Linked DNA regions of Homo sapiens: region 2 is linked to region 1. Evidence: chromatin loops called from intact Hi-C (ENCODE). Cell type or tissue: ascending aorta. All regions are shown on one strand. Links, peaks and the distances in the headings refer to the core of each region. The heading gives the core; the rest is flanking DNA.

Region 1 (5,388 bases), core at 289-5,288:
GGCTAGGCTTGGAAGCCAGACCAGCTCTTCGTGCACTTAACCTCCTTGAGCCTAAGTTTTCTCATCTGTAAAATGAGAACATTAATTATTCCTATCTCATAGGGCCATTGTGGTTATTTAATGAAATAACATGTCAAAAATGCTTAGTAGTCTGGCACCCAGAAAGCCACTAATAAACATAAGGAGCTTAAAAATGGTAAGCCCAAGAAGATAATCTGAACCATGTTTATCTAGAACTGTGAAAGGGGAAAGGACCTAGTATCTAGAGCAGCCCTGTCCAATAGAACTTGCTGCAATGCTAGTAATGTTCTACATCTGCACTGTCTAATGTGGTAACCTGATGTATAGGTAGACACCTGAGGTATATACGAGACATTTTAAATGTGGTTAGTGCCACTGAATAATTGATTTTTAATTTTTTTAAATTGTCATTAGTTTATATTTAAATAGCCAAAAAAGTGAGGCCATGTGCAGTGGCTCACGCCTGTAATCCCAGCACCTCAGGAGGCCGAGGTGGGCAGATCACGAGGTGAGGTGGGCGGATCATGAGGTCAGGAGTTCGAGACCAGCCTAGCCAACATGGTGAAACCCTGTCTCTATTAAAAATATGAAAATTAGTGGGGTGTTGTGATGGGTGCCTATAATCCCAGCTACTCCAGAGGCTGAAGCAGGAGAATCACCTGAACCTGGGAGGTGGAGGTTGCAGTGAGCCAAGAAAGCACCACTGTACTCCAGCCTGGGTGACAGAGCAAGACTCCGTCTCAAAAAAAAAAAAAACATAAAATAAATAAATAAATAAATACATAGCCAAAAAATGGTTTCCTGGAATTAGGGAGTTAGAGGGGTTGCGGGTGGAGGGGTGAGGGGTAGAAAGGTTGGGGGTTGGGGCAGAGAAGGACAGAGATTACCAAGGGGCATGAGGAAACTTCTGGGTGTGGAGGATGTTCATTCTCCTGATTGTGGTAATAGTTTCATAGGCGTATGTGTGGGTTAAAATGTATCAAATAGTCCGCTTTATGAGCAGCTTGTTATACTTCATTCTTACCTCCATAAAGCTGTGAACAAAGTAGACTCTAGGGTAAATCCAGCTTATACACAGTTTCCTACAGTGGTTTTCAAACTGAGTTTTGAGGGAAACCTTGGTGTTCTCAGGGCTTCTGGGACTGGTGTCCGAGGGAAGTGTTCGGGGGAAGCAGGCTGGCTGAGCTCAGCCTCCAACTCTGCTTCTACCAGAGGAGATGTTCTCTGGCCTATACCATTCTCGAGCTTTCAGGTCACTGGTGAAGCCACTCAGGGTCCACCGGTGGAGTAGGCTTCAGAGGCTGGGACTAAGCTGTGGGGAAGTTACATCTGGAAGGAAGGACGGGGAGGGCCTGGGAAGGGCCTGATGGGGGTGAGTCACTCTACAACCTGCCTGGGAACCCAAGGTAAGCATCAGGTCCTGCTGCAGATCAGCTTCTCCAGGGAAAAGCAGGTACCCCTGGGGAGGGAGACTCTGCACACAGGGCTCCCACATCCCCTGAGGTGAGGCATTAAAAGGACTAGGACTTGGGATGGGAGCTGTAGTAGGAGTCTGTGTGGTGTAGGGAAGAGGTTCTTGTGATGCATTCAAGGAGTTTGTAAATATGCAGAATCCCAAGCCCCTTCCTCTGGGACTCTGATTCAGATGTTCTGGGGGAAGGACCTGGGGATCCCCTAAGAAAGTCCAAGGACCAGGCCAGGAAAAAGCTAGTGGAGTGGGCAGAGCACTGGTTGTGGACTCAGAGTGTTCTGGCTCCAACTCTCAGCTCCCCTGACCATGTGAGCTTAGGCAAGTTACTTAATCTATCAGAGCCATGGGATCTTCATCTTCAATAGCTCCCTGTGGCTTGGATAATGTTATGGGCTGAACTGTGTCTCACATCAAACTCATGTGTTGAAGCCCTAAACTCCAGTACCTCAGAATGTAACCATATTTGGAGATAAGGTCTTTAAAGAGGTAACTAAACAGAAATAAGGTTGTTGGCAGTAGGTTCCAATCCAATATGACTGGCTTCCTTATAATAGGAGATTAGGGCATAGACAGGCATAGAAGGAAGACCATGTGAAGACACAGGGAGAAGATGGTTATCTACAGGCAAGGAGAGGGGCCTCAGAAAAAACCAAACCTGTGGACAACTTGATCTTGGACTTCTAGGTTCCAGAACCGTGAGAATATAAATTCCTGTTGTCTAAGATGCCCAGACTGTGGTGTTTTTTTATGGCAACCCTAGCAGATTAATACAAATAGGAAGTACAGCATGCAGTGCCTGGCATGCAGTGAAGCCCAGTAAATGGGAGCTATCTTTGTTACTAACACTAATCGCCCAACAGAAATATCCAGGAATCTCCAAATAGCTGGCACTGGAGCCAAGAGGAAATAGTGATGATGTTCATGTCTGGCTCAGGGCTGCTTTCCTGTGGTAGTTGTTTGCTGACCTTGCCCTGGAGGCTGGAGGGTCTCTGTGCCCAAGAAGACTGGGGCAGCACTGTGGTGTCAGCCTGCCATTTCCTGGGTTGCAGGAAGAAAGGTATTCCTTTAGTCCTGGCAAGGTGTTGGCATTGACACAAACCTGTCAGGCAGTTATGGTATTGTGGAAAGCCAGCATCCAGTGGAGTGGAGAATAGATGTGAATAACTCTAATAAAATAGAAAAATGCTAGCAAGGAGTCTGGGCATTGAATTTTCATAGGCATGCTGAGCTTTTGGGGGAATTGAAGTAAGAAATCAGCAGAAGCCACAAGGAGGAAATGGGTTGCATTTGCCTACGTTGAAATGATTTGGGGAGGTGTTTGATGAGCATTTTGCAAAGCTTTTTTCCCTTTTCCTACTCAGCCAGGAGTTTCTTCCTCTGGATTCCCACAGTGCCTACCTACCTTCTGAGACTTAGTTCATCATTTCAGTTTACTTGCTTGCTATATCTCCCATTGAATCCACGGACTTGATGAGAACAGGGATTTTGCAATATTTATCTCAGTTTCCCAGATGGGCATTGAATAGATGGTGGTTTGAGTTTCTGAATGTAGTACTCACATTTTCTACTATAATGTATTCACTCTGACCCAGGCACTACTCTGTGCATCTTAAAAACAGTAACTGATTAAATCCTTTAACCACTCCTTTGTATTACACGATGTTAAGGTCTAGGGAGAGTAAGCATTTGTCCACGGTCTCACACCTAAGTAGGAAGGAGAATTCAGACCCAGGCAGTCTGGCTCCAGCATGCAGTCACCGAGCGTACCGTCACTACCATGGGAGAGTGGCTACTTCTGGTAGCCCTTTCTTCTACATCAAGTGTTTTTAACCTTTTCTGTGCCATGCCCTCCTGGAATTCTTGTGATACCTAAGAACTCTTTCCAAGAATAATACTTTTAAATGCATAAAAACTAAAACACATAGGATTACAAAAAAACTCAATTATAGTAAAATACAGCTATCAAAATATTTAAGATATCAAATTTGTGAAATAGTAATAGTACACACCTCTTTATTAACACATTAATTTGTAAAATAGTAAGGTACAAATCTCTTTATTAACAGATTAAATAACAAGAGCTGGCAGTGGGTCTAATCACTACTGTAATTCCCCAGGAGTCATGGTGTTTAGAGATTATTATAAACATGTCATAAAGTAATATTTGGTGATATCTGCAACAACTGTAAAGTGATAGGAAAAGGTATGAGATTTTGATTGGTGATAAAGTCACAGTTACTGCACATACTACTGTGGTCCGTTCCTACTTCATAATTGAAAGAAATAAGCAATTCAGTTAGAGGTGGTAAAGAATAGAGGTGTTCGTTTTTGTCGTCTAAGCACGCAGACCCCCTGAAGTCAAGAGTTGGATGTGATCCCTAGTTTGGGACCTCTATTCCAGATGCTCTAGCTTTTATTTCTCCTCAAGTGTGATCTGTCAGCCAGCAGCCTCAGCATCACCTGCAAGGTCTTTGAAATATAGAACACAACCCCCTCCCTAGGTGTATGGATTGGAATCTGCATTTCAATGAGATCTTCAGGTGATTTGTATGCACATAAACATTTGAGAAGCACTGCAAAATATATGCTTGCTTAGGTTAGACGAGCAAAGAGCTGTGTACTTGAACAGTTTAGAAAGGTGTGACTGTACCTGTGTTTCTACCCTTCTTTCTGCCTTTTATAAGCAACTTCCTGAAGTGGGGTATAACCTAACGGATGATGATGTTGGAACAATAGCCACTGTCTGTCAGTGTGTCCTACCTTGGGACTACTAACCCTCAGGGCAAGGATGTTAGTATTCTCGATTTTGTCTCCCACAGGTGATGTGTGGACTGACCAGCAGATCTGCTTTTTGGAGAGTGCAGTCTACACGTTCTGCCTGTGGCTGGGGGTAAATCAATGCACTTCATGGAGGAAAGATATTTTATGTCTTAGATCCAAGTCCAGTTCTCCAATCCAGTTTTTCCAGTGCTAGAACATAAAGAGCATTTTAATTTTCTTCTTGGCTCTATTACTCAATTGGTTCTGAACCTTCTGAGGAGGGATCTGATTAATTAGTCCCCTCAAATCCCAGCAATATTGACTGCTGGAAAAGTTAAAGCCAAGTGTACAAAACACCAGGAATGCATTTACGTAATAACCTCATTCCTGAATCATTTGTAAGGCCCTACCCTTGTTTTCCCTTTTATTTCCCTCTTCCCTTGAATTTTTGTTTTCTTTCTGTTATCTTGTTCTATTTGCTCTGTCTTTGTAAGCCTCCTTAAATCATTTTTAGAATAAGTTAAGAGCACAGATTCATAAATCAACAAAAGTAGCAACATACAAATATAAAAATAAATATACAAATCTTAGTAGACAGAGGCTGAACCTATATGCAGGGCCACTGCATTGCTCAACGACAGACGGCACCATTCTTGTTGTTTATGTAAATAGTGCTCTTTTTCAGTACAACAGGCTACAAGGTGAAAAGTGGAATTATGCAACTGGTGGCTGTGATCCAGAACTTTTGATAAATTTAGTCACTGTATACTAGTTGGCAATATGTTATTGAAAAAGATAATGAAGTTTTTGGTAACTAAGGGCATTTGGGGTAGGCTGCTCTTTTGTGAAAATGTTCTTAAAGTATTCTAAAAATGTTCTATACTCTTGGGATATATGAATGAATGGAGGTGGCTTCCTTCTTCACTTAGCTTAGAGTATTCAGCAATTTGAAAGCCAGGAATTGAAGCATTGCATGGAGATAGAATTATGCCATTCCCCTGCTAAATGAGTCAAATACTTTCCATTGCACTTAGAATAATAACTGAACTCCTTATTTGGGTGACAGGCCCTGTTAAGATCTAGCTAGCTCCCCTGTCTTTTTTATCGGCCTTGCATAGCACCACTCTCCAAAGCTC
Region 2 (5,388 bases), core at 99-5,098, 80 kb after region 1:
AGGGTACACAAGTCTAGGATAAAGTGGTCTCTGTAAAGAGCATCCACAGGAAGCATGCTGCCCACTTGGCAATGCAAGGTGGTTATTTGTTTGACTATACCATGCTGTCCTTCTCCTTCCAAGGGGCCTTCGGATAGGCTGATGCTATGGAGTTGGAATCTTAAGCTGGAGGATGAGCCAATCAAAGTCATAAAGGGAAGCCATATGTCACACACTTGGAAGTCCATGTGTAGACATCAAGTTGAGAGTGTCAGAGGCAAGGTCAAGACCAGGATCTTAGCACCAAGGTTAGAGTGGCAGAAATCAAGACTAAAGTAAGTGGAAAAAATACGTGGAAGTGGCAGAGGATGGTGCCTGAAGAGGTAGGATAGGAGAGGACTCCGAGTGTAAGTGTTGTGAGAGAACATTATAGATGAGCGGTGCTCAGCTGCAGTGTCCTAGCCATGTGGGCCTCTGACTCCTGGCAGCAAACGGGATGGCGGATGCAGCTGTTGAGAATGCCCTGCAGAGTAGCCAAGACATTGATAGGGTCTTCCGTGCAAGGATAAGATGACTCTTCCTTACACTGCCCCACAGCAGTTGGTTTGTAAGAAAAAATTCCCCAAGATTTTAAGTCCTGGGTATGCATGGATACCTACAGCTCTGACATAAAGCCATATGACTCTTCTACAGAAAGATGAGAAATTGGCTGATGATGCCACTGTGGTGGTCACTGGAGGCACCTGTGGTCAAAGGGCATGTGCATATCTCTGCTTTGACCTTTATTCCTTGGCAGAGCAGAGGAAACTTCTGCTCACAAAGTTGTGTGTGTCCTGCTTCAACATCACAATTTAAGGGGAAAAAAATGGCATAATTTTGTCTGAGTCTTGAGGAGGGACTCTGGGAACTATGGGTGTTTATTAATATGCTTGACTCCTCATTTCATGAATAGGGTGGGGCAGGAGTGGTGACTGGCCCAGGCATAGGACAAGTGAATGACTGGGACCAACAATTGATTCTATGAGACTAGCCCTACCCAAAAAAGAATAGCGAAACAAGAAGGCAGGCCAAATCAGAGACACCATAGGAACGCCAAGGGTCTGACAGCAGGGATATCACACATGTACACCAAGTGAAGAGGGCCTGAGAAATGACTAGATTAGGAACCAGATCAGTGCCAAAGTCAGTAAGAGACAAGGAAGGAAGTGAGTAGTATGATGGTGTGGGGAAGCAGAGAGATGTGCTATCAATTGCCAAAATAATCAGGAATATAATTTATTTATTCAATATATCATTCAGTTTTTCAAGGAGTCTTCATTCATTCATTCAACAAATATTCAAGTTTCTAAAATGTTCTAAGTTCTAAGCCTAAATATTGGTATGCAATACTACCAGGACCCAGACACCAACATGGTGCGGTAGTTCTATGACTTGAAAGAGCATTATGAGAACGTATGGGGAGGGCACCAAAGGAGAAAAGAGAAGCCTTCCTATTGGCAGAGAAAGCTGAGTTGAGGTTTAGGGACAAGTAGCAGTTAAGTAGAGAACGCTCATTTGGGGCAAAGGCCAGGTGGCAAGCATGCCAACAGTACTTTGGGGAAGCCATATGGCATCAGACTGGTTGGGACATACAGTGATAGGTGGGGCATGGCAAGGCATGAAGGTTTCAATAAAAGCAAGGGCCATAACTTGATGGGCCTCCTAAGTCATGGTAAGGACTTTGGACTTTATTCTAATAGCCGTGGAGAGCTACTAGAAGGGCTTTTAGCAAGAGAAACTCAATTTGAGCTGTGCTGGGAAAGATCACTCAGGCTACAGGTTGCATAATTTAGGGCTGAGACCAGAATGAGCTGGCCTGGAAGGTGGCTGTTGAAAAACAGATGGGAGAGAGATTTGGTTGTCAAAATGACGGGGCTTGATTATTGGCCAGAGACTTGAGGAAGATGGAGGAAGCCAAAACAAGTTCTACGTTTCTGGATTGGATAACGAGGTGGATGGTATAGTTATTTGTCTGTTAGTGGAACTAAGAGGAGAATTGGGTTGTGGAGGGAGGACAATGAACTCAATTTTGGATATGTCTGAGGGTTGGGGGGTGGCAGGGGGATGCCCTGCTTTTGCACTAATCCAGTGCCTGTCTGGGTGGGTGGGAGAGGCTGTTTATAGCACCAAGCACAGGCTCATTATCAGTTAACAGCCATGGCTTAGTTTTCTCCCTGGTATAGAAGAGGATCTGGACTGAGGATGCAAGGAATTTGGGCTGGAATATGCCAGAGAAGTAAACCTTGAGTTAGAATCAAGACGTGTGGTAACAAGATTTAGCTTCTGAATGCAGAGACAAACAAACACAAATCGAAATATCTCAGTGTAAAAAAAAAAAAAAAAAATCACAGAATTTCACTTGCACCAATGGTTTTGTTTTACAAATTCCTTGACATGCTTCTGTAAGAAAGCAATTGCTTTGTTGCTGTTTTCAGGGGGCGCTTCCTGCAGGGCACACCTAGAAAATGGTGTGTTTCACAAAAGATATGCCATCTCCCGGGGCTCTGATTTTCTTCTCCTCGGGTCAGTATTTCACTCTTGTCAGGATATTGCCTGATGCCTGCCTGTCTCAAACCCCAGAGGAGAGCCATCTGTTGAGCTGTGGAATGTTCTCAGCCACAAGTCCTACATCATTATTCTAGCCAGGTCATGCTGTTGCTTGCAGAATTTTTTATAGATAGAGGCTCAGCTTATGTTCTGAATTAGACGCTCTCATCTGCCTGTGGCAAATTGCGGCATGTGCTAGTGGAAACTCCCTCTTGGGTGGTGCTTGAAATATTTGGGATATTATCTGGTTAGACATTCTACTACTCCTTTTAAACAACTCTTTCTCCATTCAATCTTTGAAAGCCAAAGTGTGTGTGTGTGTGTGCGCGCGCATGTGTGTGTGTGTGTGTGTGTTTGTTTTGGATTATTTCATACCAAAAGCATTTTCCATTTTCTTATTAGGAACTTTCTCTTTGTCCAAAAGGAGAAAAAGAAAAAAAAAAAACTTGTAGAGAACACACTAAGTTTTTTTTTACAAAATGGCCTGTTTATACTTTAAAGGTTGTATTACGGCATAACAGATTTGTAATTTTAAACTTTTAAAGAGGGAACAGTTTTGAATTTAGCCTAGTATTAGTGATGTCACTAAGGAATACTTCCATTTAATAGCTTTGAGTGAAATAAATGCTCCAGCTTCAAGGAAAAAACAGCTAAAGGTAAATGGGGTGGCTAAAGGGAGAAACATATTACAGAGGCAGTTATGCAGGTTCATGCTACAAGTGCTGAGCCATTCTTATCTTTTCTTCTTGCTCTGAATGGATTAGGAGGATTCTATTCCTTGAGTTGGGTGATAGGAATTATTACCCTATCAAAGAACAGGTGGGAAGGGCTGAGCATGCTGGCTGGTTGGGAAAGTCTACAGACATTGGGAATTTCCTTTCCTCTGGTGAAGTTCACTGCAGAAGAAAAGCTTTAGGAATTTTAACATGCCATGAGGTTGAAAATTCTGGAAGGTTTTAGCTACAAGAGATTGAGGTGGAGCTATACTCAATCCTGGAGACAGAAGTGGAGTTAAATCAAGTAGCCACTGATGAAAGTCCTTCAAAGGTTCTTCATCATCCTCTGGATAAAGCCCAACCTTCTTAAGATCGTGTATGGAATTTTCATGATTTGGCCCTGATAATGTTTCCAGCCTTATTTTCTTGCCATCCTTATCCATCTTTAATACCTGGTACCATGTCATTCTTCCCAATGTTTATCCTCAGCTTTTCAAATAAAGCATACTGTTGTCAAAGAAAGAATATAACTAAATATAAACAAGCTATTCTCTGTATCTCAATTACAAATTTCTTGAAATAAATGAACAAATCTGACATAAAACCAAATTTGCTTCCTATTGAACTTGGAAAATGTGTTTCTGAAACAAATATGACTTGGATAAATAAATGACCTTTCTGCCTTTTCCAAGGTCATGTGGTAGTTTGGTGATGAAGCACACCTCTCTTTTATTATCTGTAAAATAGGTATATTACAATTTACTAAATATGGCTGTTGAGAGAATAAAATGAGATCATTCTTTTAAAGGACTACTGATGGTACCTGCTGTATAGTTGGTACTAAATCGTGACCACTATATTAATCTAAAGGACTGACTCAGCCCCTTCCAATGGGTGATGCTTCTAGAAATAAGCATGAGCCCACAATGCTCTGACTTCCTTACTGTGCTTCTGAATGATTCCTCTGTGTGTGTGTTTATGTGCTCACACCCACGCCCTCGCCGAATAGCATGGCCTATACATCACACGGAGATTGTTTTCCAAAAGCCTGTTCCATTATAATCTACATTTCCATCAACCTTCTATTGACTTTGCCATGCAGTTCAGATCATCACTTAGCTATTACTGACACCTTTGAGCACATCTGCTGAGAACTGTGCTTGGAGGGGTTGCACATTTTGAGGGTGTGTGCATAATGATATAAGGTTCTAAATAATAAATTAAAAGATAGTTTACAGCCCTCATTATAGCCATCTGTGTTAACTTCCCATTACAAATTAGAATATCCATTTTGACACAAGTTTAATTTTTCCAAAACACCTGTTCTAAAAGGCAATGTACTTTTTACATAATGGAAATGGCAACACTTTGAAAATATTACACTTTACTGGAAAGTCAGTTATGTTCCAGAATAAATGTTTTCCATGGCGGGCGGGGTGGGTAGTTCTCATACGTAATGAAGACCATCAATCACCAAACAAAAACCCCTCATCACGTATAAAGAACTCACCCACAGATTTCCTTTTCTTTCTCTTTCATTAATACCTTTAAAAATCAGCAATAAGTTCCTTTGGTTTTCTTCTCATATTTTACAAAAATCATTGTAGAAGCAGAGGTGTGATCAGTTAACAACTGTTGACTTCTGAAAAAAACAACAAAGCTTCCATCTTAAAGCATCCACAGAAATGGAAGCAATTTCCATTACAACCTTGTGGATTAGGCAGCTTATTTGTACAATCCATTTTCCTTCATGTTGTCTACTCATTTCATAAATAATTCTGTCTGTGTGGTTGTGCAATATACTGATATTTCACTAATTTTTCTGTTAATCCAAATAGCATCAGGCATTGAATGGTGTAGGCATTTTTGGAAACTGACTTCAGTACAGACTAAAGAGAATTCTGGATTACAATGGCTGTGCCATTTTCTAGGCATCATTTACTGGAACTGGGTAGCAAAACAAAAAACCAGTGTTTCCTTAAAATAAGACAATTGGCAAGGCCTGTCACAAGAAGTGAAAAGATTTCTCTTCCTTCTTGGTTTCCTTTTAACTATCTCTATAAAACAAAGGAATTGCCAGAAACCTTTGGATGCTTCCTCTGTCTTC

The links. Peaks named below come from ENCODE experiments on the same cell type or tissue, not always from the same donor. Only the 100,000 strongest peaks of a DNase experiment are listed, where the experiment ranks them.
Region 2: a loop joins it to region 1, with 2.3 times the contacts of the local background. A loop is called at or near these places in 4 of 110 quality-filtered maps.

Annotation. Positions count from the first base shown.
Region 1 is chr3:31,274,712-31,280,099 of GRCh38, reverse strand. No RefSeq gene overlaps it. Among named protein-coding and RNA genes, the nearest start is that of MIR466, 120 kb to the right of the region's middle. In ascending aorta, for the core only: no CTCF peak of the experiment used is centred there; a DNase peak (open chromatin) is centred at 2,379; H3K27ac peaks cover 3,365 bases.
Region 2 is chr3:31,194,440-31,199,827 of GRCh38, reverse strand. No RefSeq gene overlaps it. Among named protein-coding and RNA genes, the nearest start is that of MIR466, 35 kb to the right of the region's middle. In ascending aorta, for the core only: no CTCF peak of the experiment used is centred there; a DNase peak (open chromatin) is centred at 2,769; H3K4me3 peaks cover 527 bases; H3K27ac peaks cover 1,360 bases.